Linked DNA regions of Homo sapiens: region 2 is linked to region 1. A link is an interaction called in ENCODE POLR2A ChIA-PET data of the cell type or tissue named here. Cell type or tissue: PC-3. All regions are shown on one strand. Each heading gives the region's core, and the rest is flanking DNA. Links, peaks and the distances in the headings are about the cores only. Region 1 has its middle 120 kb from the start of SVIL. Region 2 has its middle 46 kb from the start of SVIL.

The links. ChIA-PET counts read pairs that join two places held together with the same protein. Peaks named below come from ENCODE experiments on the same cell type or tissue, not always from the same donor. Only the 100,000 strongest peaks of a DNase experiment are listed, where the experiment ranks them.
Region 2: POLR2A ChIA-PET joins it to region 1 with 14 read pairs; 4 of 35 experiments call an interaction of 5 or more read pairs at or near these places.

The regions. Positions count from the first base shown.
Region 1 is chr10:29,751,304-29,767,534 of GRCh38, forward strand. No RefSeq gene overlaps it. Among named protein-coding and RNA genes, the nearest start is that of SVIL, 120 kb to the left of the region's middle. In PC-3, for the core only: no CTCF peak of the experiment used is centred there; DNase peaks (open chromatin) are centred at 6,448 and 6,828; H3K4me3 peaks cover 1,190 bases; H3K27ac peaks cover 2,880 bases.
Region 2 is chr10:29,672,438-29,688,668 of GRCh38, forward strand. It overlaps a transcript of SVIL not described here. Among named protein-coding and RNA genes, the nearest start is that of SVIL, 46 kb to the left of the region's middle. RefSeq lists an enhancer at 15,723-16,231. In PC-3, for the core only: no CTCF peak of the experiment used is centred there; no DNase peak of the experiment used is centred there.

The DNA.
Region 1 (16,231 bases), core at 2,658-10,657:
AGTCATAGACTGGATCCTGAGCCAACTGGAGCAATTCAAATAAGTCTGTAGATTAGTTAACAGTATTGCATATTACTACTAATTTCCTGGTTTTGGTCATAGTACTATGGTTATGTAAGATGTTCACATTTAGCGAAGCTGGACAAAGGGTATATGAGAGATCTTTGTGCTATTTTTGCAACTGTTTTGTATGTCTAAAGCTATTTCAAAATAAGTTAAAGAAAGAAGGAAGAAAAAGAAAAGGGACAATTACAGAGTACAGAGAGGAAAAGAGGCAGGTCAGGTGGGCAGCTGGTGACCATGCGGGGATTTGTAAGGGATGTTGGAGCCTTGGGTCCTTATCCCAAGAGTAAAGGAAGACATTGAAAGGTTATAGATGGGGCAGCAACAGATCAGATTTGCATTTTCCAGAGATAATGCTGGCTGCAGTGGGGGAATGCATTGGAGGTAGGCTGGAATACATGTGGGGAGATCAGTGAGAGGATATTGCAAGAGTACAGGAGAGAGGAAGTTGCAAGCATGGTGTAGGGTGATGAGAGGGAGAATGGATGGGCATGGAGAGATTCTAGACATTCTGTATTTAGGAAGTACAGTTATTGAGTGACGTGGGCATGGAGAATAGTGGGGCATGGGTGCTGAGGATGACTATACATTTCTGGCTTACCCGACTAGAGAAACAGAAGCTATTCACCGAGAGAGAACCAACACTGGAAAAGGGAGAGATGTTTCAAGTTCACCCTTGGATACTTTGAGTTCGAAGTCCCTTTGATGGATTCAAATAGCAGTGGCAGAAAAGGCAGGTGGATTTTAGGAGAACGAAGCTCAGAGGCAAAGCTCAAAGTAGAAATGAAAATCGATTATTGTAGCAAATTGTCTCCAGAGCGAGGGGGAAAGAAAGACACGTAAACTAAATAGTTATGATTTATCCTGGAAAATACAAAACTTGAGTTACAAATAAAGTTCTGTGTAAGCAGAGAGGAGGAGTAGCTATGAATGTAGGTAGCTGAGACTGGATTTCACAAAGGAAGTGCTGTTTGAGATGAGCTTAGAAGGACGGGTAGAAGTTTGTTGGTGTCCATCTGAAGAAGGAAACTAAAGCAAAATTAATACAGAGAGTTTATTTGGGCCAATATTGAGGACTGCAGCCCTGAAAATACTGGGAAGTGCTCCAGAAAACAAAAAAGAGGCTTAATTTTTTAAAATCTTGCAAATGCAAATGCCTGTTAACAATCAAAAATCAATCAATGTAATACATATTAATAGAATAAGGACAAAACGATGATTATTTCAATTGACATGCAAAAGCATTTGACAAAATTGAACATTCATTCATGATAAATCTTCCAGAAATCTAGAAATAGAAACAACTTCCTCAATGTCCTAAAGGGCATCTGTGAAAATTTCAAACATCTGCTGAAGTATAATAATAGAGAACAGATTGATATTTTCAACTTTATGGTATTAAAAATTAGCAATAACAGGACAACTGATAAGGATAATATATTCACCTAGAAAACATTAAACACTTTTCTAAAAATGAAGAGGCTTAATTTTTTTTTTAAAAGGACAAATCAGGGGACAAGGTGATTACAAAAGTTGTGAAGAATTCTCATTGGTTTAAGAAATAATATTGATAAGTGATAGGCTATACATTGTTTATAAGGTAAGAGCTATGGTGTCCAGCATGTGGCGTTGTTAGGGTAATTTATGGCTACTTGGTGGCAAAACTTAGTCTAGAGTCCATACAGCAGGTGGTTTTGAACTTAGCTCAAGGTGGGGAGTAAGATGTTACTGCTATCTCAAACAAAACAAAACAAAACAAAACAAAAAACAAAGAAACAAAAAAAACTTTTTGTAGAGACAGGATTTTGCTATGTTGCTCATGTTGGTTTCAAACTCCTGGCCTCAAGCAGTCTTTCCACCTGGGCCTTCCAAGTGCCGGGATTACAGGCATGAGCCACCATGCTGTAGCCAGCTATCTTGTTTTAACGCCTCTCAGGTCCTGATTATTAAAGGGGGCTCTCGTTCCTCAAATAAAAAAGTTTCTTTTCTTTCTCGTTAGGCTAATGTGGAGGAATCTTCAGAGAGTCTGCATGAATATTCCTTTATCTCATTAGTTGGTAGGCAGGTCCAGCCAACAGGTGGGAGCTCTTAGCCAACTATGTAAGCTCTGGGGTCATACAAGGTCGGCGTCAATGCCACCATGCGTGGGAAGGAGGCAGTGTGTTTTCAATTTTCCAACTGGTCTTTCTGTGCTTTGTTCCCTATTGGGAATATTCTTAGCCATATCAGGGTTGCATGAATACTGTAGAGTTTACCTTCATCTCCCTCTTCTTTAGTTCCCCTCCTATCGAAAGTCCCCAAACCATATTCACAAGGGCACTGTAAGCTGTGTCTAAGGTGATGGCTCTTTCAAAAATTACTTGTTGTTTCATGAGTTAACTATTTCATAATGACTTACTTAGAGCACCACCTCTGGGAGCATTTCCATTTAAATGAGGAAATGAAGTATTCCCACCAGAACCAGTTGCAAATTGTAGAATGATGGCTTTGGGGCAGGAATTACAGGTTCAGACTGACTTTTCTTCAGGGCTCCATACTAAGTACTCATCTTCCAAATGAGCTCGCGTCATTCAGAACTGTTTTCCACCCTCACACGCTGAGAAATACACTGTTCTCCCATCAATAAGTTGGCTCTAGATCACAGTGGTCATCAGAGCAGAATAAGGAGGGAGGATAAATGCCTGAGGATTGAGTATCAGAATCTCTGGAGAGTCAAGAAATCACACAGCGGGTTCTGAGAAGCTTAGAGATCAGGGTCAGACTTCTTTCTTTTTTTCTTTCTTTTTTTTTTCTTTCTTCTTTCTTTCTTTCCTCACTTCCCAGCTTTGGGAACCACTATTCCAAGACTCTTAATACCTCTTCCAAAGAGGTAGACTAACTGACTTTGGGGTCTCTTAACTCAACTAAATTACCAGGTAGGGTCTTCTCTGATTTTAGCCAAGATCTCTTTGAGGGCTCCCTCTTAGAGGAAGCCATTTCTTAGGTAGAATTTCCATTGGCGCCTACTTTTCTTGAATTTTTCCACGTAGTTTCAAGAGAACTTCTGGATAGCATATGCCCTTTGCCCAGCACTTTTGCTAATGACTAAAAAATGAGACAGTCATATTAAAACATTTAATGAATTCCCAAGAAGCAGTTGTCATTGAAATTACAATAAACAGCACCATTTACAGTAGCATTAAAATCCATGAAGTACTCTGGGCCAAATTAAACAAGATAAAAATTTATGCAACACTCAAACAATGAAAACTACAAGATGTTGCTGAGAGAAACAATTTTGAAATGAAAGAGCAAAGTTGGAGGATTTATACTACCTAATTATATAAGACTTACTATAAAGCTATAGGGATTAAGATATCTGGTATTGATGTATAACTAGATATGCAGATTAAAGAAACAGATTAGAGAGCCCAGAAATAGACCCACACATATGAAGATAATTGAGTTTTTACAAAGATGCCAAGGTAATTGGGGAAATGATAGTCTTTTCATGGTGCTGCTCATGTGGATGTATTTGTAATAGGTATGACAAAAGTATTTGTATCTAGAATATTTAAGAACTTGTGGAATTTAATAATAGCAAACAATCCAATAAAAATGAGCAAAAGAGGCCTGGTGCAGTGGCTCACGCCTGTAATCCCAGCACTTTGGGAGGCCGAGGCGGGTGGATCACGAGGTCAGGAGTTCAAGACCAGCCTGGCCAAGATGGTGAAACCCCATTTCTACTAAAAATACAAAAAATTAGCTGGGCGTGGTGGCGAGTACCTGTAATCCCAGCTACTCAGGAGGCTGAGGCAGGTGAATCGCTTGAACCTGGGAGGCAGAGATTGCAGTGAGCCGAGATTGCACCACTGCACTCTAGCCTGGGTGACAGCAAGACGTCTCAAAAAAAAAAAAAAAAAAAGCAAAAGATTTGAACAGATACTCCATATAAGATGCATGTGAATGACGAATTAGCACATGAGAAGACGCTCAATATTATCTTCAGGAAAACGCAAATTAAAAGTACAAGAGAAACTGGTACACATTACATCTGACGACTAAGCTCTGATGTTTTTATCTTGCCCAAATTCCTATCTAAGGGGTCTGGAGAGTCATCCCCCACAAGCCATAATTCTCATCAGATGGGTTTTATTTGACCCTATACATAGTGACTTACTTTCCAATCTGACTCTGGCATAACGTTATAAGACAAGGAAAAAAATCAAAATATTTAATCCCAAACCATGTTTTTCTGCCATGTCTTGAAATGGCCCTGCAAAGCCGTCCTTTGTAGGGGAAAATCTGCATCTGTAAAGAATCTCTATTAACATAGCTAGATCTTTTTCTTCCAGGCCCTCCCAATCCTGAGATGTTAACTAAATGTCTAGCACCTTTTAAAGATCTGAATAGGAAACATTTGTTATCTATTGTCTTTAAGGGCAGCCACTATGAGACTTTGAAGGAACCTCAGGTCTCCACAATCTTTTTTCTTAATCTGAACATTTCCTTTCTATTGATCCCAGGTCTTTAGACAAACTCAACCAATTGTCAATCAGAAAATGTTTAAATTTACCTATAGCCTGGAAGCCACCCCCTGCTTTGAGTTGTCCCACCTTTCTGAACCAAACCAACATTATTTCTGAGTTATTTGATTGATGTCTCATGCCTCCCCAAAATATATAAAACCAAGCTGTACCCTGGCCACCTTGAGCACATGTTCTCAGGACCTCCTGAGGGCTATGTCAGGGGCCATGGTCACTCATATTTGGCTCAGAATAAATCTCTTTGAATATTTTACAGAGTTTGACTCTTTTCATCGATACATCCCGTTAAAATGTTTAAAATTAAAAGGACATATCAAGTTCAAAGCCAGTGTTGGCAAGAATGCAGAGTAATGGACCTCGTGGACGTTGGTGGTGGGAAACTCACATTGTGAAATACTGTGGAAAAGTTAATGATGCACTTTAAGAAATACATCCAGCAATTCTACTCCTGATGTTCACCAAAGAGATGAAAACATGTCCACAGAGAGACGTGTAGACAAATGTTCATAGAAGCTTAATTCATAATAGCCAAAAAGTGGAAACAACCCTAATTTCATCAGCAGGTGAATAAACAGACTGAGCTATATTCATACAATGAAATGTTAGCCTTCAAAAACAGAACAAACTACTGATGTACACAGTGACATGGGTGGATCTCGAAAACATTATGCTGAGTGAAAGAAGCCAAGCTGACAAAAGACTATGTAATGTATGATTTCATTTACATGAAATTCTCTAAAAGACAAATCTAATCTACATGGACAGAAAGCAGATCAGGGGTTGCCTGAAGCTGAGAGTGGGAGGGGAATTGGCTGGGAAGCAACACAAGGGAATTTTCTGGGGTGAAGGAACTGTTCTGCATCTTGACTGTAGCGGTTGCTTACTTGAGTATATACACTTGTCAGAACTCATCAGATGTACATTTTTTTTTTTGAGACAGAGTCTTACTTTGTCACGCGTGGCTTACTGCAACCTTGAACTTTTTGGCTCAAGGGAGCCTCCTGTCTCAGCCTCCTGAGTAGCTAAGACTACAGGGGTGCACAACCATGCAGGGATAATTTAAAACAATTTTTGTTTTTTTTTTGTAGAGATGGTGTCTCGCTATGTTGCCCAAGTTGGTCTTGAACTCCTGGCTGCAAGCAATCCTCCTACCTCAGTCTCCCAAAGTGCCGGGATTACAAGCATACATTTTAAATGGTGGTATTTTATTGCACTAAAATTTTACTTTGATAAAGTTGATGAGACAAATTGTGAGTAAAATACATATAAGGAGTAACAATTTATGGGAAATCTCAATCTGCAAAACAGGCTTTCCTCTGCCGATGCCCTGTGGACTTGGTGGGAGACCTGGCCGGCATCCACTCTCTCACCCATCTTGAGACCTCATTGTTAGTGCTAAGTCATGAGACAAGCTAGGAATTCTGTTTCAGCTCTTAGTTGAGAGACTTTCCCTCCTCTTCTCAGCCCTGGTATGATTTCTCAGGCTGTCATCTCTTTTTCCCCCACCTTTCCAGAACTCCTAGGGATTTGAGCAGCTCATTCTTGCCCAGCCCACTTCTCACTGGAGGGCCAGGTCTTTTCCAAGTTCACGGAGAGAGAAGTGAACTTTTACCTTCATTTGCCCTCTTTTTCTCTTCTGCTCACTACTTTTTCTGTCTAGGCCCCCTAGTCATGTCCTATTTCTGCTGGGCTCTTCCAGACCTTCCTGCCCACTCAGTTCTTCACTTCCACCCCCAATTCCTGTCCTAATGTCACCGTGGCACAGCTCATGAGAAGTTTCAGGAGCTACCCTTTGATTTCAGAGTGACTCAAGGACTCAGGAAAGAGGGGATGACCCCAAATGAACCAGCAGCCAACCAGACAATGCCTGGTGTGTTAAGGCTTTTCAGTAAGCACTTCCTTCAAGGAATGACAGTTGGCCTTGCCCCAAAAGAATCTATTTAAATGTGATTACACTTGTGGTTTCTTCTTATTTCTGCAGGACAGAGTTGAAACTCCTCAGTGGTGCCCACTGGGCCATCACACTCTGGTCTTTGCACATGCCTGGAACCCCGGCGATCTCTTGTTTCTCCACCAAGGGAACTCTGCTTGTAACACTTTAAGCCTCAGCTGAAAAGTGGTCTCCTGGGTGAAGTCTCACCTGTGCACCCACCTGAGGGTGAGTCAGCTCTGCTCCCCTGGCTCTCACCGCGGCTGTTATAGCATTTACCGGAGTCCCACAGTGACTCATTTGTCCATCACCCTCCCGACAAACCTTCCAGCTTCTGAAGGGCAGAGACAGCATCATAATCATCTTTTATAACTCCCGTGCCTAGTGCTACTCCCAATCCCTAGTAAGCATTCAAATATTTCTTACTGCAGTGCTTGGGACTGTCATAAACACAGAAACTGAATAAGGCTTCGTGTTTCCATCGCCTGGAACTTGCAGGCCAGAAGGAGAGCTAAAACACTCATATAAGTGTAATGCAAGGTAAAATGGGATGTAGGAGGCACTAGTTTGAATATTGGGTAGAACTAGAACTGCAAGGGAGAAAGATTCAAGTTAGAATAACTGGCACAGAAGTTTGCATTTACCTAACAAAATTGCTAATTATTAGTGAGTGTCTTCTCTGTGCCAAGGACCAGGTTAAACATTTTTTTTTTCTTTTAGGACCAGGTTAAATATTTACCTCCTGTACTAGTTCCCTGTGACTGCTGTAAGAAAGTGTCACAAATTAGGTGGCTTTAAACAGAGAAATTTGTTCTCTTATAGTTCTGGAGGCTAGAATATAAAGTCAAGGTGTCAGGCCGGGCACAGTGGCTCACACCTGTAATCCCAGCACTTTGGGAGGCCAATGTGGGACAATTGCTTGAGGCTGGGAGTTCAAGACCAGCCTGGTCAACAGAGAGAGAACCTGTCTCACGCCTGTAATCCCAGCACTTTGGGAGGCTGAGGCAGGCAGATCACGAGATCAAGAGATCGAGATCATCCTGGCTAACATGGTGAAAACCCATCTCTACTAAAAATACAAAAATTAGCTGGGCGTGGTGGCACACGCCTGTAATCCCAGCTACTGGGGAGGCTGAGGCAGGAGAATCGCTTGAACCCGGGAGGCGGAGGTTGCAGTGAGCCGAGATCGTGCCACTGCACTCCAGCCTGGCAACAGAGCGAGACTCCATCACAAAATAAATAAATAAATAAATAAATAAATAAATAAATAAATAAAAATAAAAAATAAAAAATGAGCCAGGCATGATGGTATGCACCTGTAGTCCCAGCTACTCAGGAGGCTGAGATGGGAGGATTACCTGAGCCCAAGTTAAAAGCTACTGTGAGCTGTGATCATGTCACTGCACTCCAGCTTGGGTGACAGAGCAAGACCCTGTATCAATCAATTAATCACTAAATAAAAATGAGTGAAAACCAAATTAAGTCCAGGTGTCAGCAGGGCCATGGCCCTTCTGAGGGCTCTAGAGAAGAATCCTTCCTCATCTCTTCCAGCTTCTGGTGGTGGCCACCCTGCTTGGTATTCTTTAGCTTGTGGCTGGTTCACTCCAGTCTGCTGCCTCCTTCATCACATGACCTTCTTCTTTGTGTATGTGGACATCTCTGTGTGTGTCCTCCCCTCTTCTTATGAGGACACCAGTCATTAAGTTTAGGGCCAACCCTAATCTGATAGGATCACATCTTAAGAAAGTAAGTCTATCAAGACCTTATTTCCACATAAGGTAATAGTTTGAGTTTCTGGAAGGACATGAATTTGGGGTGAACACTAACCCACTCCGCATGCATAATCTGATTTAATATACATCACAACTAGATGCAATAATCATCCCCATTTTATACATAAATAAACGGAAATGCAGAGAGCTTAATGTTTGCTCAGGGTAACATGTCAGGAAGTGCCAGAAATTCTGATGTTAGATGGTTTTATAAGGTTATCCACTGTGATCTACCACTCTTAAGAACTTTTACAAATGGCCAGGCTCGGTGGCTCACACCTGTAATCCTAGCACTTTGGAGGCAAAGGCAGGCGGATTGCCTGAGCTCAGGAGTTTGAGACCACCCTGGGCAACATGGTGAAACCCTGTCTCTACTAAAATACAAAAAAAAAAAAAAAAAAAAAAAAAATTAGCCAGGTGTGGTGGTAGGTGCCTGTAGTCCCAGCTATTGGGGAGCTGAGGCACAAGAATTGCTTAAACCTGGAGGCAGAGGTTGCCGTGAGCTGAGATCAGGCCACTGCACTCCAGACTGGTGACAGAGCATAACTTTGAGTCAAAAAAAAAAAAAAAAACTTTTACAAAGCTTTTACAAATTGTGAACTATATCATTTATTTAAAATAGTATGTGTAAAATAAGTGTACAAATTAAAGAATATTAACAACATAAGCATCCATGTTAGTTTATCAGTTCATTCATGAATTTGTTGTCGTTTAAGCAACTCCTTTGTGCTGAGGTCAGCATTTTCCTGAGTGTGCTGCTGAATACCCTGACCTGCTTATTTTAAATGTGGACTTCTGAACCCTTCACAATGTCAATGGAGTCAGCATCTCTGAGAAAAATGCTCAGGGATTTACATTTTTCATAGTAATACCTGGGGGGTTTCATGCAAAGTAAAATTGGAATATCATAAGTGCATATACAGCTTTGCAAATGGAAGGGGAAAGGGTCACCTGGTTTCTCTTCCAGCTCTATGAATTTAGAGACATCGTCTGGTCTGTCTGTGTCCGGGGAAAGGAATAGTCTTTGAGATATTTATGAGGAAGAAAAGGAAGCAGAGTGCCAAGCCCCACAGGGAGTGGTTTTGTCAGTTGCTTTCACCGCAGGCTCTGAGGAGGGGAAGGAATCCCAGGATGAGGCCCTCAGGAGCTTTTATTTATTTATTTATTTATTGAGATGGAGTTTCCCTCTTGTGGCCCAGGCTGGAATGCAGTGGTGGGATCTCAGCTCACTGCAGCCTCCACCTCCCAGGTTCAAGTGATTCTTCTGCCTCAGCCTCTCAAGTGGCCAGGATTACAGGTGCCCACCACCACGCCGGGCTAATATTTTTTGAGACCTAGTCTTGCTCTGTCACCCAGGCTGGAGTACAGTGGCACGATCTCAGCTCACTGCAACCTCTGCCTCCCGGGTTCAGCGATTCTCCTGCCTCAGCCTCCTGAATAGCTGGGATCACAGGTGCCTGCCACAATGCCAGGCTAATTTTTGTATTTTTGGTAGAGATAGGGTTTCACCATGTTGGCCAGGCTGGTCTCGAACTCCTGACCTCAAGTGATCCACCTTCCTCGGCCTCCCAAATTGCTGGGATTATAGGCCTGAGCTGCCACACCTGGCCTAGAGCTTTTAAAACTCACCTCCCCAACCTCACCTCAATTCTGATTCTCCCACATCTACCGACCATGGGTGGATGGGTGAGGGCTGGACAGGAGGAAGTAGGCAGGAAGGGTGTTGGACCTGGTTAAGGAGCTTTTCCCAGTGACAGAGGGTCCCCCTTCCCTGTCCGAAGATCTCTGGTCTCATTACCTTGTTTTCTCCAACTGGTCCTTTTCCTGAGTTGGAAAGTCACCTAGGTGACTTATCACTTATATAAATACTATTATTGGCCAGGCATAGTGCCTCATACCTGTAATCGCAGCACTTTGAGAGGCCGAGGTGGGTGGATCATTTGAATTCATGAGTTCGAGACCAGCCGGGACAACATGGTGAAACCCCATCTCAAATAAAAATACAAAAAATCAGCAGTGCATGGTGGCGTGCACCTGTAATCCCCGTTACTCGGGAGGCTGAGGCATGAGAATCACTTGAACCTGGGAGGCAGAGGTCGCAGTGAACCAAGATCCTGACACTGCACTCTTGCCTGGGTTACAGGGCAAGACTCTGTCTCAAAAACAATAAATACATATATATATACATACATACATAAATGCTATTATTGCTGGGCAATCAATAGGTTCTCTGCCCAATGTGCATAGAGACCAATACCAGGGCACTGGCTTTTGAGAAAAGAAAGTTGACTGGCAAGGAGACAGGAGGAAACTCCCAAATCTGTCTCTCCAGCTGGTGGCTGGGTCAGGTTTTATAAACATAGGGTGGGGAGGTGCAATCTGATTGGATCTTGCAATGTGTTGATGCCAGGAGGCACAATCTGACTGGATCTGGCAGGCGGTGACACTAGAGCTCTATCTGATTGGACTGTGGATCCTGCCATGTGGTGTGCGCTTCTTAATTCAGTCTCCGCTCCTCTGAGCACTTAGGTTCCTCCTGTGGTTGCACAGTCGGTTCATCTGGGCATGCTCAGGTTATGTGACCTTCGACCTGGGGGCCATGACAACTGAAAAACAACTTTGTTACATAAAAATTGAACCAGATTGGTCTGATGTGATTACACTGTCTAGTACTTATAACTATTATGTTAAATCCTATGAAAAGGCAAACATTAAACCCTCTCTTAGAAATGTAATAGTTTCAGGCCTGGTGCGGTGGCTCATGCCTGTAATCCCAGCACTTTGGGAGGCTGAGGCAGGTGGATCATGAGGTCAGGCGTTCGAGACCAGCCTGGCCAATATGGTGAAACCCCGTCTCTACTAATAATACAAAAATTAGCTGGGCATGGTGGCAAGCACCTGTAGTCTCAGCTACTTGGGAAACTGAAGCAGGCAGAAGAATTGCTTGAACCCAAGAGGTGGATGTTACAGTAAGCCGAGATCGTGCCCAGCCTGGGCAATAGAGCAAGATGCCGTCTCAAAAAAAAAAAAAAAAAAGAAGAAGATATGTAATTGTTTCAGTGGTCACTAGAGAATATATCTGAAATGCAAAATTTAATGCAAAAGTGATTTCTCCTGCTAGAGGTTTTTTTTTTTTTTTCAAGACATAGTTTCGCTCTTGTTGCCCAGGCTGGAGTGCAGTGGTGTGATCTTGGGTCACTGCAGCCTTCTGGGTTCAAGCGATTCTCTTGCCTAAGCCTCCCAAGTAGCTGGGATTACAGGCGCCCGCCACCATGCCCAGCTAATTTTTGTATTTTTAGTAGAGATGGGGTTTCCCCACGTTGGCCAGGCTGGTCTTGAACTCCTGACCTCAGGTGATCCTCCTGCCTCGACCTCCCCAAGTGCTGGGATTACAGGTGTGAGCTACTGTGCCTGGCCTAGAGTTTTTTTGAAGAGAGGTTGAGAACACATCACTCGCACCCCATGATACGTTCTGCTCTGAGCCATGCACTGAGCCGTGCGCATCCAGGCTACATAATCAGGCAATTACCCGCTCACAGAGAGGAAACCAGGAGATGTTTCGGGCCACTGCACCACGCTCTGCTGTCTCTCAGACACATTCAGTTGTAAACTTGCTTTTCCTTTGAACCAATATGAACAGGCCTCCAGGAAGCACAATTTGGGGACTAGTGGGGCTTCTTTTCTGAGTGTCAGAGTTCTTCAACCCTTCGAAAGGGGAGGTCCAGGGAGGCCCAGCAGCCCCAACCTCCACTACCCATTATTGATGGTGCTTGGAGCTGAGCCAGGGCCATGGCGGAATGGAACTCCCAATTAGATTCACTTGACACGTGAGAAATTCCGTGGAAACCGGCAATTATAAATGCATGATAAAACTTTCTGCAACAAATGAAAAAGACTAGAAGGACTTTTGAGGACAGTAGGAAAACAAGCCCTAGTGGATAACATGACTTAAGTTCTTTCCTCTTCTGTGCAACTATTTGTCTTCAGCCTTGGGAACCATCTGTGGTTTGTTCTCCAGAAAAGAGATGTGTGGAAATTCTGAGTATGACCCAGGAATTGTCACTGTTCCTCTTTCTAAAAAATTGAAGTCAGCTTTAAAAAATTATAAATGAAGTACATGCCCATGTAAACACTTCAAATAGAAGGATGCAAAAGATAAAAAATAAAAGTTTTTTCTCTTATACCTCCCGTGACCTAAATAACCACTGTTAATAGTTTCTTGCATGTCCTTCCAGAGTTTTCCACGTACACAAATGTTGAAAATACATATTTCAACATAGCCTTATATATGTATTCACTATTATATGTTCCTTTAAATAATCATTTAGTATTTAGTAACATATCTTGGCATATTTTATTTCAACACATATAGATTAGCTTTATTCTTTTTTTTATTATTATTTTTTGAGATGGAGTCTCGCTCTGTCATCCAGGCTGTAGTGCAGTGGCATGATCTTGGCTCACTGCAACCTCTGCCTTCCTGAGTTCAAGTGATTTCCTGCCTTAGCCTCCCGAGTAGCTTGGAATACAGGCACCCACCACCACCCCCCTCTAATTTTTGTATTTTTAGTAGAGATGGGGTTTCACCATGTTGGCCATGCTGATCTCAAACTCCTGACCTAAGTGATCCACCCTCCTCCAGGCCTCCCAAAGTGCTGGGATTACAGCCGTGAGCCATGGCACCCAGCCAGCTTGATTCTTTTTAATAGCTGCATAGTATTGTCTTTATAGATGTACTTTATATATAAGTTTCTATTGATAGATATTTAAGTTATATCCAGATTTTTAAAAATTGCCAGTGTTGCAGTAAAAATTCTTGATGCATATATTTTTGCACACTTATGCAAATAATAGATATTTCCTAATGCTTTTCATAGAGGTTTTCTGAGGCAGGGTCTCACTCTGTCCCCAGACTGGAGTGCAGTGGCATGATCATGGCTCACTGCAGCCTTGACCTCCCCAGGATCAAGTGATCCTCTCAAGTCAGCCTCCCAAGTAGTTGGGACTACAGGCACATGCCACCACGCCTGGCTAATTTTTGTATTGTTTGTACAGGTGGGGTTTCACCGTGTTGCCCAGGCTGATCTTGAACTCCTGGATTCAAGCAATCCACCCACCTTTGCCTCCCAAAGAGCTGGGATTACAGGTGCCAGTCACCAGGCTCAGCCTCACAGAGGTGTTTATATTTTATCAGCAATCTGTGCAAAAGGACTATTTCTCTACATCCTCATGTACCCGAGGTTTTATTAAATTTTTAAGTCTTTGACAATTGTTGTGTTTAGAAAAGTCTTTTTTGTTTCTTTTCTTTTCTTTCTTTTTTTTTTGAGACAGAATTTTGCTCTTTTTGCCCAGGCTGGAGTGTAGTGACACAATCTTGGCTCACTGCAACCTCTGCCTCCCAGATTCAAGCAACTGTCATGCCTCAGCCTCCCAGGTAGCTGGGATTACAGGCACGCGCCACCATGCCCAGCTAATTTTTGTATTTTTAGTAGAGACGAGGTTTCACCATGTTGGTCAGGATGCTCTCGAACTCCTGACCTCAAGTGATCGGCTCCCCTTGGCTTCCCAAAGTGCTGGGATTATAGACATGAGCCACCTCGCCCCGCCCTTTTTTGTTTCAATATGCATTTCTTTCATAAGCGTTCCCATCTCAGTCTTTTTGCAAAAATAATGCAAATCACATTGTGTAAAGATACCTGCAACTACAAAAAGAGGACTGGAATTCAGCAACGTTTTGTGGATTGAAGTGTCCCTCAATCTCACCATTTCCACCATCCAGGTAGTTTCACGAACCAAGTGGCTTTGGAGAAAAAAATCCAACAGGGTAGACCAGAAGATGGCTTATTTATAAACCAGTGTGCTGATGAAAAAGCATTGATGTTGGCATCCAGACACAGCTCAGACTCTCACTGCTCTTGCTGGCTCTGTCCACAGGACACTGATTACATAGACGTGGTGACAGCAGGGACACTCTGCCATCCCTATGCTAACCTGGCATTGCAACCTGAGCAAAGCCAGGCTCATGTGAGGAGCAACTTCCTAAAGCAATCTTTTGTTTTTACTTTTTTGGGGTTGGCAGGGCTAACAGCTGTTTAGAGGTTTATAGTTAAGGCATGGATTAAGAGTCAGCTCATTCTCTTTATCTCAGCTCATCTGCCCCTTAAATGATCCTATTGGGTATCACAGCAGGTATAGACTTAGCAGCAGATCTAGGGCACGGGACGAAGAGGGAAGAGCAGTGGATCTGTCAATCCGTGCACAGATTTCCAGCTGCTCACCATATGCCTTAGTCATCTTTAGAGGCCTCATTTGCTTCCTTTCACATGGCGGAAATTCCCAGGCAAATGACTTCTCAACCCCATGCCTCCAGCTCTACCTGGAGTTTAAAGGTGGCCATCAGGGATCCCAGAGAGCATCAGATAAGGCCACTAGAAAACAGGCAGGTTGGGAGTCTTGCACCTGCACGGGGCTGGGCCCAGAGCAGCTCAGTGGCAGCCTCTTCCTTCCCAGATATTTTTCCTTGGGCCACACGGAAAAGGCACCATGTAACATATTGGTTAATCCTCAGGCTTATAACCTGATATGCTGGGGTTCAAATCTCAGCTGATCCCATTAATTGCTGTGTGGCCTAGAGAAAGCTACATAACCTCTCAGCTCCTCAGTTTTAGGGATGATCATCATACCTAACTCACAGGCTATGAGGGTTCATGTGGGACCATAATGTACCAGACCACTGCTTGGCCTATAGCATGTGTTCAATCAATATTGGGCTGGTGTTATTGCAACTGGCATGTGACACACCAGCTATACTAGTGTGAAAAATCTATATTTCACTTCCACATCTGAGTGACAGTGAATTACTAACTCCAGGATTCATCTGAAATCAGCTCTTTTTGTCACCAGCTTGACCTACTTAATCTGATTTACTACCTTACTTGTTTTTCATGGGAAGACTCACTCTTTCAGCATCAGGACTTGAAGCAAGGTGCCCAGGCTTGGTTTAGCAGTGTTGTAGAGCTACACACAGTACGTGCAGCTGCAGTTCCTTCTACATTGCCCACCAAAAGTGGCTGTGGACTCAGGACAACCACGCCCATGAAGGAGCTTGGACTTGATTGTGTTAGATGTGGGACCTAAGTGTGGGGAAAGTTCTCTACTCACTGGGCAGGATCAGATCAAAAGACAAAGGACCAGAGAAGCACTTCTCTAGGATCTCATCTTCCCCTTTGCTTCCAAGTCCCACATGTTAATTTGTGTTAGTGGAATGTGTGAGAGGAGGCAAAGATCGATGATGTTTCCCAGTAATTCCTAAAGTGTTCCTGACTTGCAGCACAGTGTATGCAGTTAATCCACTCACAGAGACAGGGAATGACAAAGAGAGAGCTAAAATGTGTGCTGTTTAGATAACAAATCATAAATTCAAAAGAGTTGTGTAATTTGGGAATGCAACGGTGGGAGACTGTTCTACAGAGAGAGCAGATTCAATGCCATTGAAGGGTAAGCAGAGTCTATGCCTGAGACCTCATTTACAGTTTACGGGAAACATAGGGAACAGAGAAGTTAAATTACACCAAGTTATATCACTAGATACTTCCTGGAGACGAAGCGTTCTGCAGGAAAACTGGCCTGGATTCTTCAAAAAGTCAACATTTATAGGAAAAAATGGGAGGCTGTCTTAAATAAAAAGAGACCAAGAAGACACAAAACCCAGAAGCAAGGTGCTAACTTCCATCAGATCCTTGTTCAAAAATGGAAAACAGACACAGCCATAAAAGACATTTGGGGATTATTGGAATATTGAAGTATGGAGTGATTCTTAGGTAGCATAATATAATTAGTGTTAATTCTTCTGGGCATGATAATGCCATTGTAGTTATCAAGAGAATGTTCTTTTTCTTAGGGGATGTTTGCTGAAGTAACTAGAAGTCCAATATTATGAT
Region 2 (16,231 bases), core at 4,691-12,690, 77 kb before region 1:
TGCTTCAGCCTGGGCGACAGAGCAAGATCCTGTCTCTAAAAAAAGAAAAAAGAAAAAAATAGAAATGCCACTCTGGGTGGCTTTGCAAAGTTACTTAACTAAATCCAATTTTCCTTAGGGTAAAAATTAAATAATAAAATTACGCACATAAGTGCCCAGCATGGTGCCTGGTATTCAGTAGGCAATTAATAATGTTTATTTCTTTCATTTGCTATGCTCCTCCTTGTGCTTCAGTACTAGGTTCAAATATCTCCTCCTCTCTGCTGCACTCTTCCTGCAGAGTGGGAAGTTCCTTCCTCTTGGCACCCTAAATTATTTTAGCACTGCTATTCCATGTTCTCTTGAGCTACTCACTTATCTTTCTTTGCATCTAGAATGTGGCTTCCTCTGGAAAAAATTCCATATCTTGTTTATTTATCTTTGTTTCTCCAGTGCCTGGCACACAGCAGGATCTTAGCAAAGTTTTTGTTTTGTTTTGTTGTTGTTGTTGTTTTGAGACAGAGTCTCACTCTGTTGCCCAGGCTGGAGTGCAGTGGTGTGATATTGGCTCATTGCAACTGCAGCCTCCCAGGTTAAAGCAATTCTCCTGCCTCAGCCTCCCGAGTAGCTGGGATTACAGGCACCCACCGCCACACCCAGCTAATTTTTGTATTTTCAGTAGAGATGGGGTTTCACCATGTTGGCCAGGCTTGTCTTGAATTCCTGACCTCAGGTGATTCACCCACCTTGGCCTCTCAAAGTGCGGGGATTACAGGCGTGAGCTACTGTGACCTGCCTTAGCAAAGATTTCTTTAGAGAATGAGTAAAGAAATAAATCTACACTAGAAATATTCTTATTCTAAAAGATGCCATGCAATGATTATTAATTATATGTTAGTAAATAATATCAGATATTCCAAGCTGAGTTTCACAAATAATGAATACTTTTTTTTTTTAATCACTGACTTAAGGTCCTAACTTGCTATGTATTTGTATTAGTCCATTTTTACATTGCTATAAAGAACTACCTGAGACTGAGTAATTTATACAGAAAAGAGGGTTAATTGACTCACAGTTCTGCATAGTGTGGGAGGCCCCAGGAAACTTAAAATCATGGCGGAAGGCAAAGGGGAAGCAAGGCACGTCTTACATGGCATTAGGGGGGAGAGAGAGAGAGAGAGAGAGAGAGCTAGGGGGGAACTGCCAAACACTTTTAAACCATCAGATCTTGCGAGAACTCACTATCGCGAGAACTCACTATCACGAGAACAGCATGGGGGAAACCGCCTCCATGATCCAATCATCTCCCATCAGGTCCCTCCCTCGATGTGTGGGGATTACAATTTCGAGATGAGATTTGGGTGGGGGCACAGAGCCAAACCATATCAGCATTACAGCAGTCTTGCTAAGCAGCAAAGTACAGGGTTAACATTTCAACCATGTGTAGGTACCAAGAAGTTCTTAGACCCCAAGGAAGTTAAGAATGGCTCTTGTTAAAACCCAACTGTAGAAAATTCTCTAATTAAGCCTCTCATCTTTGAATGATAATGCGAAGTATGATATGCCTTGTCTATAACAAGAGCCTCAATTTAACATTTACAATTTAGCATAAATTTTTTTTTGAAAAGGTGGGGCCAAGCACAGTGGATCACACCTGTAATGAGAGCATTTTGGAAGGCCAAGGCGGGAGGTTCACTTGAGCCCAGGAGTTTGAGACCAGTCTAGGCAACATAGCAAGACCTGATTTCTACAAAAAAAAAATTAAAAAATTAGCCAGACGTGGTGGTGTGCACCTGTGGTCCCAGCTACTTGGGAAGCCAAGTGGGGAGGATCACTTGAACTTGGGAGGTTGAGGCTGCAGTGAGCTGTGATCCACTGCACTCCAGCCTGGGTGACAAAATGAGATTCTGTCTCAAAAAAAGTGGGGGGTGTTTCTTAGGGTTTTTCATGAGTTTGGTTAGAAAAGATTCATTCATTCAAAAAGGAATGAATTAGGCACTGATCGAGGCAGTGAGGAGACAACAGCAAAGCAATAAAGTTCCTGGCCTTACTGTAGTAAAATAAATTAGCTTAGAAAAATCTCAGAATTAATGTTGACAAGAATCTTCTTGGAGTTACTTATATTCCATAAATTTTCCATTATATTATATTCCACAAATAAATAAGAATGTCTCGCATTTCCAAACCAGAGACAGGTCTCCATTTGGATTGTTTGCTATAGCTTGCTGTAACAAATGACTATGTACGTGGTGACTTAAAACAACACAAATTCTTATTTATAGTTTTAGATGTTAGATGTTTGGGTCTCACTGGGCTACAAGTCAAGGTGTTGGCAGGGCCTCATTTCTGCTGGAGGCTCTCAAGGAGAATCCATTTTCTTGCCTTTTCCAGCTTCTAGAGGCCACCTGCATTCCTTGGCTCACGGCCCCTTCCTGCATCTTCAAGGCAGCAACAGCCCTGAAGACTGTGTCCCACGGCATCACTCTGACACTGACTCTCCTGACTTCCTTCTTCACTTCCGAGGACCTTTGCGATTACAAAAGTCCCACCTGGATAGTCCAGGATAATCTCCCCATCTCAAGGACAGCTGACTCGCAACCTTAATTCCCAACTGCCATATAACTGAACATATTCACAGCTTCCAGGGATTGGGATGTGGACATTTTTCGAAGAGGAGGAGAGAGGGGGCATGATTCTTCCTACCCCACATATTGCTAGAGCAATCAGGCCAATGAGCCCAGTCCACATGCATGACCCCAGTATGAAGCCTGGCATACCACCATTTCTAGAAACCAGCCCTCAGCTGGGCACAATGGCTCATGTTTGTAATCCCAGAATTTTGCAGGGCCAAGGTGGGAGGATCACTTGAGGTTAGGAGTTTGAGATCAGCTTAGGCAACACAGTAAGACCCCATTTCTGCAAAGAAAAAGTTAACCAATTAGCTGGACATGGTGGTGCATGCCTGTGGTCCTAGCTTCTCAGGAGACTGAGGCTGGAGGATCATTTGAGCCCAGGAATTAAAGGTTACAGTGAGCTACAATTGTGCCACTGCACTGCAATTGTCTCTAAAACAAAACAAAACAAAAAGAACAAGAAGAAACCAGCCCTCTCCAGGCTAGGATGTTACTCCCACCCACACAGACCCCCAGAACCTCACAAAGCACACCTCTGCTCTTCCACCAGTCCCACTGTAGCAAGTTTCCATTTCCTGTCCATCAAACCGTGTTACATCTTCACCCTCATCTGTTCTAAGAATAAAACTAATGATTTTTTCCCCCTTATCCACCCTCCCAATAGAAAAACCATACCGTTTCCTCCAGTCTTCGCCCAAGTGTTACACAAAGACTTGTTCATGATAGTAAAGATGTATTCATGGGTATCTTATTGCTACATGACTGATCAGTCCAATTGCCCATAGAACTGATGTTTATGGTTTCTTTTGAATAAACATAGAAATTGACCCTTCCCAGTCTTGAAACATAAGAAAGTTACATTTGTCTTATCTGAGCTCCTTTCTCAGGAAACCAACCATCAGTCCTCTGAGATAGTATCACAGAGCTGAAACTTACCAGATTACTGCATCTGGGCAATAAAACACCAGACCCCTCACCCATCATGATAACTACTGACCCCCTGCTTCCTGTTGACCAATTCCTCATCCTTACCTCTCTCTAATTCCTGTTTCCCATGCATGGTTACATTTCTTCCCTGCTATATAAACCCCTAATTTTAGTCAGTCAGAGAGATGGATTTGAGACTGATCTCCCATCTCCTCACCTGCAGCACCTGAATAAAGCCTTCTTCCCTGGCAGTACTGATTATCTCAGTGATTGGCTTTCTGTGTGGTGAACAGCAGCAGGATCAAGACCGAACCACTGGTGTTTTGGTAACATTACCTCTCAGTGTCACCTAAACACATACACACTCATTCATTCTTCTGTTTTTAAGTGGAAAAAAAAGAGTGTGTGTGTGTGTGTGCGCACACGCACAATATAAACTCTTTGAGAGCAAAGACTAACTTAATAAACACAAATACTAGGTAAATGCTAACCAGCTTACCCCCAATGCAGAGAGCTTACAAAGCAGTCTTTGAGCATGATGATAAAGTAAAACATGTTTCTGGAACTGCACACAGAGGTTTGCAGAGATTTCCTCTTGTCAAAGGTAAGTACAAAAAAATCCACAAGGGTTTGGCTGGCTCCAATGGAGCAAGAGAGGTCACTCTGGGCCCTGAGTTATCACCTTAAGGGGCCGGAGCAGCTGGCAGTTGGAACACTGAGCTGGACATTGGTTTGGAGAAATTAGAGCTAGCTTTTTCTGCTTTTGACAACAGCCTTGACCACACAAAGGGCTACATTTAGGTTGGCATTTGCCTAGGATGTAACGCCCATTTGGCCGTTTGGAGTCGATTTTCCACCCCTCTTTTCCTACTGGCACACAGCTGTGACCCTTGGGTCTTGGAAACACCTGTGGAGATTTAGCCTTGGTAACAACAGAGTTCTTCCCAGGTCATCAGAACCCATCTGCCTCCTAGACTAGAGATCACTTACTTACGGACATTTCTAAATAAAGGATGACAAAGTAACTGGATCAACTACATGTTTAATCATTGCTATTTAAATGTGATCATTTCTCAATTTCAAATTTAAAAAGTGTAAACTTAAGGAAAGAGAAATAATGCCAGGGACTAAATAGTATTAAATCTCCCTCCATGTGAGTGCCCCAGATGTCCTATTCTATAAAATTCTCCCCCTTCCCTTTTTGCCTTCAGCTCAGCAGACACCCTTTGCTGGGAACTCAGATGCCACAAAGATGCATTCACTTTCCACCCCCAAGTAGTGTTTCCAAGCATGCAATGTGAACGATGCTGGAAGGCTTCCATTCCTCCTGCCCCTTTGTCTTGTCATGTACAGGCGATATCCCCAAACCAAAGAAAAAATTCTGCCAAGAGAACCAAGCATGACCTAGCCCTGAATGCTGTCAGTGCTGCTCGGAATAACACCTGGGTCAGAATGACAGGGTCTCACTCTTGCCCAGGCTGGAGTGCAGTGGCACAATCATAGCTCTCTGCAGCTTCAAACTCCTGGACTCCATGCAATGGAGCCCACGTAATCCTCCTGCCTCAGCCTCCTAAGTAGCTGGGACTATAGCTGTGCAGCACTATGCTCAGCTAATTTTTATTTTTTTATAGAAACAGGTCTCACTATATTGCCTAGGCTTCTCTCAACCCCTGGGTTCAAGCGATCCTCCATCCTCAGCCTCCCAAAGTGCTAGGATTACAGGCACGAGCCACTGTGACCAGCGAGGATACATTTTCATTGGCCACTTACTGTCGGATTCCCAATTCCATAAGGAAAGAGGGAAAGGGATGGCCCTTTCCACCCAAGTGCTGTGTAAACTACATCAGGAGCTCATTTGTGCTTGATGCTCCTCCTTCAGTGATCACATCTTAATGTTCTACCTTCAACTCAAAGAAACTACAATGTTCAAGCAGGAAGCCACCCCAGCAATGATCCTGCCTACCTGCCCTCAGTCTAAGGTGCAGAAACATTTGTCTAAAATGGGCAAATATCACTAGAAAGTCATTTATCTTCCTTTTAGAAGTGAAGCCAGGGTCTACCTTATCTGAAAGACAAAGGCTCTAGAACAGCAATCCCCAGCCTTTTTGGCACTGGGGACCAGTTTTGTGGAAGACAATTTTTCCATGAACCAGGGGTTGAGGGGGATGGTTTCAGGATGATTCAAGTGCATTACATTTATTGTGCAATTTATTATTATTACATTGTAATATATAAGAAATAATTATACAACTCACCATAATGTAGAATCAGTGGAAGCCCTGAGCTTGTTTTCCTGCAACTAGATAGTCCCATCTAAGGGTGATGAGAGATAGTGACAGATCATCAGGCATTAGATTCTCATAAGGAGCATGCAACCTAGCTCCCTCAAATGCGCAGTTCACAATAGGGTTCATGCTCCTATGGAATCTAATGCTACTGCTGATCCGACAGGAGGCGGAACTCAGGGGGAAATGCAAGCAATGGGGAGCAACTGCAAATACAGATGAAGTTTCACTCGTTCACCTGCCGCTCACCTCCTGCTGTGCAGGTTCCAAACAGGCCACAAACCAGTACTGATCCATGGCCCAGGGGTTGGGGACCCTGCTCTAGAATCTTGCTAGAAACCCTGCATCTGTGAATGGCAGGTGTATGTTGATTTAGCCAAGAGGCTGTTCCCTGGAGGAATTCTGTTCAGTATAATGCAGGTAACTAGCCTGAGTAAGAAGAATCAACAAGCTTTTGTCCAAAATGAAATTAGTGAGCAGAGTAGAAGCTGGAAGATGTGTGGGGGATATTAAAACCCCTGCTCCCTTCTCGTCCATTGCTTCTGCAGCTCTCCTCTCACATTTTAGGTTGAGGGTACCCTGAGTTGACCTGAGCTGCATGACCATCTCCCAGCATTGGTTTGCTTGTAGCAGCCTGTGTATAAAATTAAAAACACCTGGGTGGCCAGGCACAGTGGCTCATGCCTGTAATCCCAGTACTTTGGGAAGCTGAGGTAGGTGGATCAACAGAGGTCAGGAGTTCGAGACCAGCCTGGCCAATATGGTGAAACCCCATCTCTACTAAAAATGCAAAATTAGCCTGGCATGGTGGCGCACGCCTGTAATCCCAGCTACTTGGGTGGCTGAGGCAGGAGAATCACTTGAACCTGAAAGGCAGAGGCTGCAGTGAGCAGAGATTGTGCCACTGCAATCCAGCCTGGGCAACAGAGAGAGACTCCGTCACAAACAAACAAACAAACAAAACAAAAAAACACCTGGGTTTAGAGCTGCTTGTAGGCAACTAAGGGGACTAACTTGCTCCACTAACTTTTACTAAATTCTCAAATGTCATGGTAAATAAAAATGACATATATTTGTGAGAAGAGAAGGTGCAGGTAATGAAGCCAGTGAAGCCACAATTTAAGAAATAGTGACAACTCCTTTCCACATGCAAGTCTCCTCTGCATCAGATGGGACTTCTTCATCAAATATGTTATTAGAAAAACAAAAACCTAAAACCAAAAGCATTGAGTACAGATTGGAAAGTCTGAAGATGAATGATTAGAAAGCCAGCCACTTTTTTTTCTTTTTTCTTTTCCTTTTTTTTTTTTGAGATGGGGGTCCCACTCTGTTGCCCTGGCTGGAGTGCAGTGGCGCTGATCACGGCTCACTGCAGCCTCGTCTGCCCAAGCTCTAGAGATTCTCCTACCTCAGCCTCCTGAGCAGCTGGGACCGCAGGCACACACCACCATGCCCCGCCAAGCCAGCCACTTTCTAAATACCTTTCTGTTGGGTGGCACTGCTAGAGGTCAGGGATCCAGTTCCACCTTTACAGAAGTTCGTTTACAGAAGCCCGAGCTACACCATTGCACAGAATATCCATGTCACAAACCTGTACATGTACCCCCTGAATCTAAAATTAGAAAAAAAAAAAAGTCCAGGTCAGGCTCAGTGGCTCACACCTGTAATCCCAGCACTTTGGGAGGCTGAGGCAGGAGGATTGCTTGAGCCCAGGAGTTCGAGACCCTCGGCAATATAGCGAGATCCTATCTCTCCTAAAAATAAAAAATTAAAAATTACCCGGCATAGTTGCATGTGCCTGTCATCCCAGCCACTTGGGGGGCTTAGGTGGGAGGATCTCTTAAGTCCAAGGGGTTGAGGCTGCAGTGAGCCGTGACTGTGCTACTGCATTCCAGCCTGGGTGACAGAATAAGATCCTATCTCAGTAATAATAAAAGTCTGTTTAGTCAAGGAGATCAGCACCAGAAACATACAGACTGGCACATGTTCTCATAGGCGTTCTGTCCACTCTCCCCGTCCCACCAGTGGAGGTGCATATGACCCAGCTAGCTTCTTGGAGGAGGCACCTGAATGGCATCTTTAGTGATCAGTCAGATGCAGCCAGTTGAGAAGGAAGAGGGAAGGTGTTCCAGGTAGTATGCAACACGAGGCCTGGAGCCTGCTATTTTCAGAAAGTTGATAGGAATTACACATGCTACAGCATGGCGCATGGGCAGGGGGCCGTGGGATGGGAGCCTGCACCAAATGGGCCCCGATGCGTGCTGTGATCTTGCACTTTAGCCTCAGGGCTATCACCAAATATTTATGCTGTAAAAAGTGTACCATGCATTTAAGAAGGGTGATGGAGTTTAGGGCAAATCAAAAATAGCAAGAGAGGCTGGGCACAGTGGCTCACGCCTGTAATCCCAGCACTTTGGGAGGCCGAGGCGGGTGGATCACTTGAGGTCAGGAGTTCAAGATCAGCCTGGCCAACATAGTAAAACCCTGTCTCTACTAAAAATACAAAAATTAGCTGGGCGTAGTGGTGTGTGCCTATAATCCCAGCTACTCAGGAGGCTGAGGCAGGAGAATATCTTGAACCCAGGAAGCAGAGACTGCAGTGAGCTGAGATCATACCACTGCACTCCAGCCTGGGCGACAGAGTGAGACTCCATCTCAAAAAAAAAAATAGCAAAGAAAGTGGGAGGGAAGGAGAAGGCAACCAGCAGGCATGGACACTACCTGCTGGGCTTGCCTCACAAACAACTGGCTCAGGGGCAGGAGACGGAAAGTCCATGGGAGAAGCTCAGAGCACTGCAGGGCGGAAGAGAGGTGAGTTCCCTGTGGAGGTGGGGCAGGAAGCTGTCATAAAGGGGTTGCATTTGTAATTGGCATGGTAGGGAATGGGGCTGTGACTGGTACAACTGGGAAGGAGGATGGCACTGGGAGAAGGGAATTGTGTGGGAAGAGAAGAGGATGAGCCAAAGAGGATGGGCAGAAAAGTGAGATTTAGGGCACGTGCAGGCAAGGAAGGATGAGAAGTCAGCAGAAAGGATTTTACACAGAATGACAGCCCAGGGAATAGCTGGTGATGGAAAGAGAGTCTCCAGCCACCACAGCACAAAGCATGACATGCAAAGGCATGATGACCTCTAAAGATGGAATGGTGTGTGTGTGTGTGTGTGTGTGTGTGTGTGTGTGTACGTGTGTTGAGAGAGAGAGAAGAATGAGGAGGAGGAGGAGGAGATAAGAAGCATAAGTTCATGATTTCATTAAATTAACATCCTCTTGACTGTCTCAAAAGTATCAGCTCACAAGAAGGAAATTTTAAGTCCTTGCAACTAAAATTTCCTTTCCAGACAAAGAAGCTTAGCATAGAAGTTGTGCAAAAGTGTGCCTATCTCTTTCCTAATGATCACGTCAGAAAAGCAGCCAAAAAGTAAAACATTCCCTCTGGGCACCAGTTACTCAAAGATGGTTTCAGATCATCAGAGCTGGGCTGGATGCTCCCACCAGCAGGACTTCCTCCTTGCTACAAACCACACTAGGCACATTGCAATAAGGCTTGCTGCTTCTGCGCTTCCTTGTCGCATTTGTTTATTTCAACAGATGCAGGGCTTCTTACACAGGCTAGGAAGGGAGACCAAAGGGGCACCTTAACCCTGATCAGGAACAGACCTTCTGCCTCCATGTGACTTACCACACACTTCCGCTCAGACCTGTCTTGAAGGGAAGGCTCTGTTGTGACACCCAGCACACGCCCTTCCTGTCCCCACTCCCTCAGCCCATCAGAGAGTTTCCTGGGAGGGGCTGGTGATCCTAGCTAGTAAAAGGTCCTAGCATGGACACCCATGCTGGCTCTGGGCTTTGCATCTCTTCCAAATCTCATTTGTATGCATCTTGGAAAGAATCTTCTACGCCTTAAGCAGCAGGTTGGCAGATCTTAACCTCTAGTCACCAACACAGCTCCAATACCACGCCCCCTCCTCAGCCCTTTTGAGAGAGTAGCCCACGTGTAGGTATCTCAGCCCACAGTCCCATAGCCAGAGGAGAAGGCAGCTGCTGCGTCAGCCCAATGATGAAGTCACAGACGAAGAGACTCTTCTTGTCCCCAAGAAGCTTTCAGTTTAGCCAGAGAGACACATTTGTTATCTCATTAAGTAAATGTTTATGAAGCACCTACTAAGTTCCAGACACTGCTCTAGGTTCCTGGCATAAAGTAGCAACCAAAACAGAAAGAAATCCTTTTCCTCCTGGAGCTTATCGTCTAGTGATCAGTGAGGAGATACCCTTTACACACAATTAATAAAAGGAACCAAACCATAATTATTACATAATTAATAAAAGGAACCAAACCAATGAAACATGCAAAGGACAAAATGATGTTGCATTTAGAAGGAAGAAGGAGAAACATTTCTGCCTGGAATTAGACAGGCTTGGTGAAGAAAGAGGAGTATACAAATTCTGTTACAATTCAGATATGCTTTTCTAGGTTCAAGTGTATGTTAGCTACAGGAATGGTCACAGGACATTCAGATGTTCTCAAAAAACACTGTGCTTCACCTCATGTTTAATGACTATTCACCTGTCCTCATAGAATGGTTAATGGGGAGAGTTGGCCAAGGGAGGCAGAAACTAAGGGCTCAAAGGTAGCAGAGCAGGTGGGTCCAAAGATGGTGCTGAGATTCTAAGTCAGGTGTTGATAAAAAGAGTCAGACTCTGTAACATTTGAAGAGATTTATTCTGAGCCAAATATGAGTGGCCAAGGGCCCATGACAAAGGCTCAGGGGATCCTGAGAACATGTGCTTAAGGTGACTGGGCTACAACTTGGCTTTATAGATTTGAGAAAGACATAAGACTTCAATCAGTACTTGTAAGATGTACAATGGTTTGGTCCAGAAAAGTGGGACAACTGGAAGCTGGGAGTGGGGGTGAGGGCTTCCAGGTCATAGATGGAGTCAAAGATTTTCTTATTGGAAATTGGCTGAAAGAGTTAAATTACTGTCTGAAGACTTAGAATCAATAAGAAGGGATGTCTGGTTAAGATAAGGGATTGTGGAGACCAGGGTGTTAGTATGCAAATGAAGCCTCCAGGTAGCAGGCTTCAGGCTTCAGAAAACTGATTGTAAAGGTTTCTTATTAGACTTAAAGAGTCTGTTCTATCAGTCTTAAGGTCTGTGTTCATCTTAATGCTGGTCAGCTGGGTCTGAATTCCAAAAGGGAGGAGGGTATCATGAGGCATGTCTGATTCGCCCTTCCCATCAGGGCCTGAACTAGTTATTCAGGTTAATTTTGGAATGGCCTTGGCCAAGAGGAGGGGTTCATTCAGATGGCTGAGGGGCTTAGAATTTTATTTTTGGTTTACACAGGCTTATTATAATCAACTTACAGCAATCTTCTCCCTCCCAACCTAGCAAAACACACACACTTGCTTTGCACATACTTTGATCACATCTTCTCCCTCGGGCAGATTTTCATTGTCATTTACCCTGATTCACCTGCACTAAGAGGTTCCTTAGGATCCAAACACAGCCTGTGCCAGGCCCTCACTCTCCATGCACTCTGGGCTCCCCCAACTTGCCCCAGAGAACCCCTCTGTGCTGCACTTCACCATGGAAGCACAAAATCATCCTCACTCTGAATAGCCTCTCTAACCTCATGGCACACTGGTCAGGAAATATGCTTGAGAATAAGCATTTCATGAAAGTCACCCCAAATCATGACAGAAGCACCAGAAATTACAAGTGCCATAATTGAGTTGAACATCTTTGCGTAATTTTTTTAATGTGTGAAAACAAAAAGCCAACCACCCCCACCGAAAAAAACTCCAAAAAACTCTGCTTCCTTTGGGCCATCAATAGAGAAACTGTAGAATTCCTTTTGGTTAAAATAGACCTAGGAAGATTCAGTTTGACCAACTCCAGTTCAGGGAGGCTCTTCTGCAGCAACATCCTTGTCAGACAAACACAGAGTTTCTATAGTGTGAACCAAAAAGTATCTGAGACAGGTCTCAGTCAATTTAGAAGTTTATTTTGCCAAGGTTATGGATCATGACCTGTGACACAGACTCAAGAGCTCCTGAGAACATGTACCCAAGGCGGTTGGGTTACAGCTTGGTTTTATGTGCTTTACAGAGACAGAAGACATTAATCAATACATGGAAGGTATACACTGGTTCGATCCAGAAAGGCGGGACAACTTGGGGGGTGGGGGCTTACAGGTCATAGGTGGAGTCAAAGATTTTCTGTCTGGAAATTGGTTGAAAGAGTTAAGTTATTGTCTAAAGACCTGGAATAAACAGAAAGGAGAGGAGTGTTTGGGTTAATATGGGGGTTGTGGAGGCAAAAGTTCTTATGTAGATGAAGTCTCATAGTCTCATAGGTGGCTGCCCCCAAACGCAATAGATGGTCAATGCTTCCTATGCAGACCGTTAAAAGGTGCTAGACTCTCAGCCAATCTCTTCAGTATTAGGAAAAGACCTGGAAAGGGAAAGGATTCTCTATGGAATGTAAATTTCTCCCAAAAGAAACAGCTTTACAAAGCTATTTCAAAATATGTCAAAGGGATAAAATACTGTGATTTGTTTTCAGTGCCTGCTATGGACCATATGATGCTACAGTAGAGTCAGGTTGGAATTTGGTATCTTACTGTTCTGTCAGTCTTAGGACCTTTATTTTTTTTTAACTTTTATTTTAGGTTCAGGGGTATTACACGTGCAGGTTTATTACGTAGGTAAAACTGTGTGTCACAGGGGTTTGGTGTACAGATCATCACCCAGGTAGGAAGCGTAGTACCCAATGAGTATTTTTTCTGATCTTTTCTCTCCCCCAAGCCTCCACTCTCAAGTAGGCCCCAGTATCTGTTGTTCCCCTCCTAGTATCCAGGTGTTCCCATTGTTTAGCTTCCACTTATGCATGAGTACATACGGTATTTGGTTTTCTGTTCCTGCATTAGTTTGCTAAGGATAATGGCCTCCAGCTCTATCCATGTTGCTGCAAAGGACATGATCTCGTTCTTTCTCATGTCTGTGTAGTATTCCATAGTGTATATGCACCACATGTTCTTTATCTAGTCTACTACCATTGATGGGCATTTAGGTTGATTCCATGTCTTGCTATTGAGAATGGTGTTGTGATGAACATATGTGTACATGTGCCCTTATGGCAGAACAATGTATACACGTTTGGGTCTATAGCCAGTAATGGGATTGCTGGGTCAAATGTTAATTCTGCTTTAAGTTCTTCAAGGAATTGTCACACTGCTTTCCACGATGAACTAATTTACACTCTCACCAACAATGTATAAGCATTTCCTTTTCTCCACAACCTCGCCGGCATCTGTTATTTTCTGACTTTTTAACAGTAGCCATTCTGACTGGTGTGAAATGGTATCTCACTGTGGTTTTGACTTGCATTTCTCTAATGATTAGTGATGCTGAGCATTTTTTTACATGCTTGTTGGCCACGTGTATGTCTTCTTTTGAAAAGTTAATGCTGGTCAGTTGTTTGCCTGAACTCCAAAGGGAGGAGAGTGTAATGAGGCATGCCTGACCCTCCCTTTCCATCATGATCTGAACTAATTTTTCAGGTTTTGTTGGGTCCCTTGGCTGAGAGGATGTTCCATTCAGTCACTTGGCTTAGAATTTAATCTTTGGTTTACAATAGAAATATCTCCATCAATGGAGAGCTTCGTCCAGGCCAGGCAACCCATTCATTAGTCAGTCAGATGTTCAAAAAATCCTCCTTATACTGAATTCAAATCTGTTTCTTTATATCTTCCACCCATTGGCCCTAGGACCAATTTGCCTAACAAAGTAGATCAATATGAATTTAAATATGGTTTATTTTTAACTATAAATCCAATCATTAGGCAGAGCAACTTGAAGTAGAGAGAAAAAATAAACTGATACTTTCAGAATGGACAAGCAAGGAACCTGTGATTAAAATGAGTTCCTACACTTTAGTGGTCTTCCTGTAACCTCTATCTTGGAAATTCTTTCATAATCCCTATAAATGTGAGGCTGTCACACAGAACAAGCTGGGAATCAGGCCCAGGAACATGGTCTAAGGAAAGGAGTCAACTGCTTTGATGGTAACACCTTAATCCTCAGGTAGACCTACCTGGAAAAGCTTATTTAAGAAGAACATTTTAAGTTTTGTTTTTAAAAAGTCCATCTCACACAATGAAATTAGAGTGGTACCAGTTGTTATTATAACAGAAAATGTCTAAAACTCTCAGTTTTGTCTTTGCTGCTACTGCAGCTGAACTCCACATGATACTGCAAACATATTCCGAAATCATCAATAATTACCTTTTCTTCCGCTAGTCAAAACTCAGTGAGAATCCACCATCTCTTCATGGGCTTCTCCTTCAGTTTTAGAAAGCAACCAATCTCCAATGTAGCCAGAATCTGGGGGAGAAAAGTTTTAAAAAAATCATAGGATGTAATTTCCAAAGCCTAGAAATATATACTTAAATGAAATGGAATGAATCGGTTTGCATTTAACCTCTGGAAATACCGCACTGCTTCTTACTTTATCAATATTCCTCACTTCCATATGACCAGCACAGTAGGATTTGAAACTGACACACAATTTCTAGAATCCTCTAGATTTTTCCTACTTGGTAATTTAAATCATGACTAAAATTGTTTTGATTGAATCCACTTTAACCAGGCTTTGCCATTACTTCTTGCAAACAACCACGTGCAAGGGAATATTTAAAAAAATCTCAAGACCCCCAAACTCCTTACGCAAAATAAAAGATTAAGCCTGGAGGCTGAGTCATGCAACACCCTCTTTCAAATGAAGAGCTGTTACTAGCATTATCCAGAGGAGAAGGCCTCAGGACTGCCTCCATAGGTAAGTAAACTTTTTGCTGCCCTCCCATAAACAAGGACATGCCAATTGTAATTTTATGTTTACAATCTAAGTCTAGCTCTTAAAACTAAAGTCTATTCGATTCCGCACTGATAATGTCAATTACAAGCTTATCTTCCCTGGTATAGAACAAAGACAAGACCAGATCAATCATTCCTCCACCTACCCAAAAACTCTGCATAATTGATTCTTCCTTTATTCCCTTTTTTCTCTTCAAACATTCACCTTACCGTATGCAAAATGTAGATTTACTGGGCACTAAATAAAATCTCCCAAAAATGTCAAGTTTGGCCAGGTGAGGTGGTTCATGCCTGTAATCCCAACACTTTGGGAGGCTGAGGCAGGTGAATCACCTGAGGTCAGCAGTTTCAAACCAGCCTTGCCAACATGGCAAAACCCCCGTCTCTACCAAAAATACAAAAATTAGGCAGCCGTGGTAGTGCACACTTGTGCTGAGGCAGGAGGATTGCTTCAATCTGGGAAGGGAGGTTGCAGTTAGCCAAGATCGCGCCACCGCACTCCAGCCTGGGTGACAGAGTTGAGACTCTTTCTCAATAAACAAACAAACAAAAACCCCGTAAATTTGCTTTACCACCTACCTGCCCCTTTTTCTACAATGCCTTCCCCCTTTAAGAAAAGGTATAAATACTAAACCTCCTGAAAACTTCTTTGGAATAACAGCCACAGGTCTGTCTATGGCATTTGTTTTTCCCCTGGATTATGCCCTTAAGATGGCTTAATAAACTCATCGACTGAGACTTTTGCCTCAGTCACTAATTTGGTTATCACAAGTTACTCCCAGTTTCAGCAATGGATAGTTCCCTTTCTTGCCCAATAACCGCCCTAGTTCTGGGGTAAGCCATGAGAAACAAGCATTGCAAATAGTTCACACACATATGCAGAAGCAGCAATGACACTTTCCCCGGTAGAAGGGGAAAGTGTCAATTACGCTTCATTTATCTAGATAAGGGGTAGAAAATCTAATTATAATGGTTGAACAAACTATTTTCCCCCAAAGACACATTGAAAATTTCCAAGCTTCTGAATATAAATGAAAAGTGCAGAAATGTCTAATAATGTAGCATTAGCTAATTCAGTTTGTGGATGCTTCGAGGCGGTGAGGCAGTGAGCCTGACTGTCTCCCCTCAGGGGATGATTGATGGCTTAGCTCTCTGGAGACGGTTGGTCTGACCAGTGCAACGTCAGAAGCCAAAGGTCACCATACCTCCCAGGTGATCAGATGCTCCCTAGAGTGTGGCAGGGGCAGCCAAGCATCTGAAGATGCCGTTCAGATCCCACTGGGATTTCTGCCTCGTTCCCTGCTTTCTTTGTTATTTAACACCAGGCTCCCTGGGATCGCTATTTGCCCAGCTTGGCAGCAGCAAAAGCCAAGTTCTAATTTTCTTTTGTTCCTCTCTGTTTCACTTAGCTGGGCTCTTTGCCTTAGTTTGTTTCTTCCTGTTTACAGCAGTGGCAAAAGTCATTTGAGCACTGAAATGCACACAGAACTGAGCTACAAGTGTGAGGAGCTCTTTTTAAAAAATTATC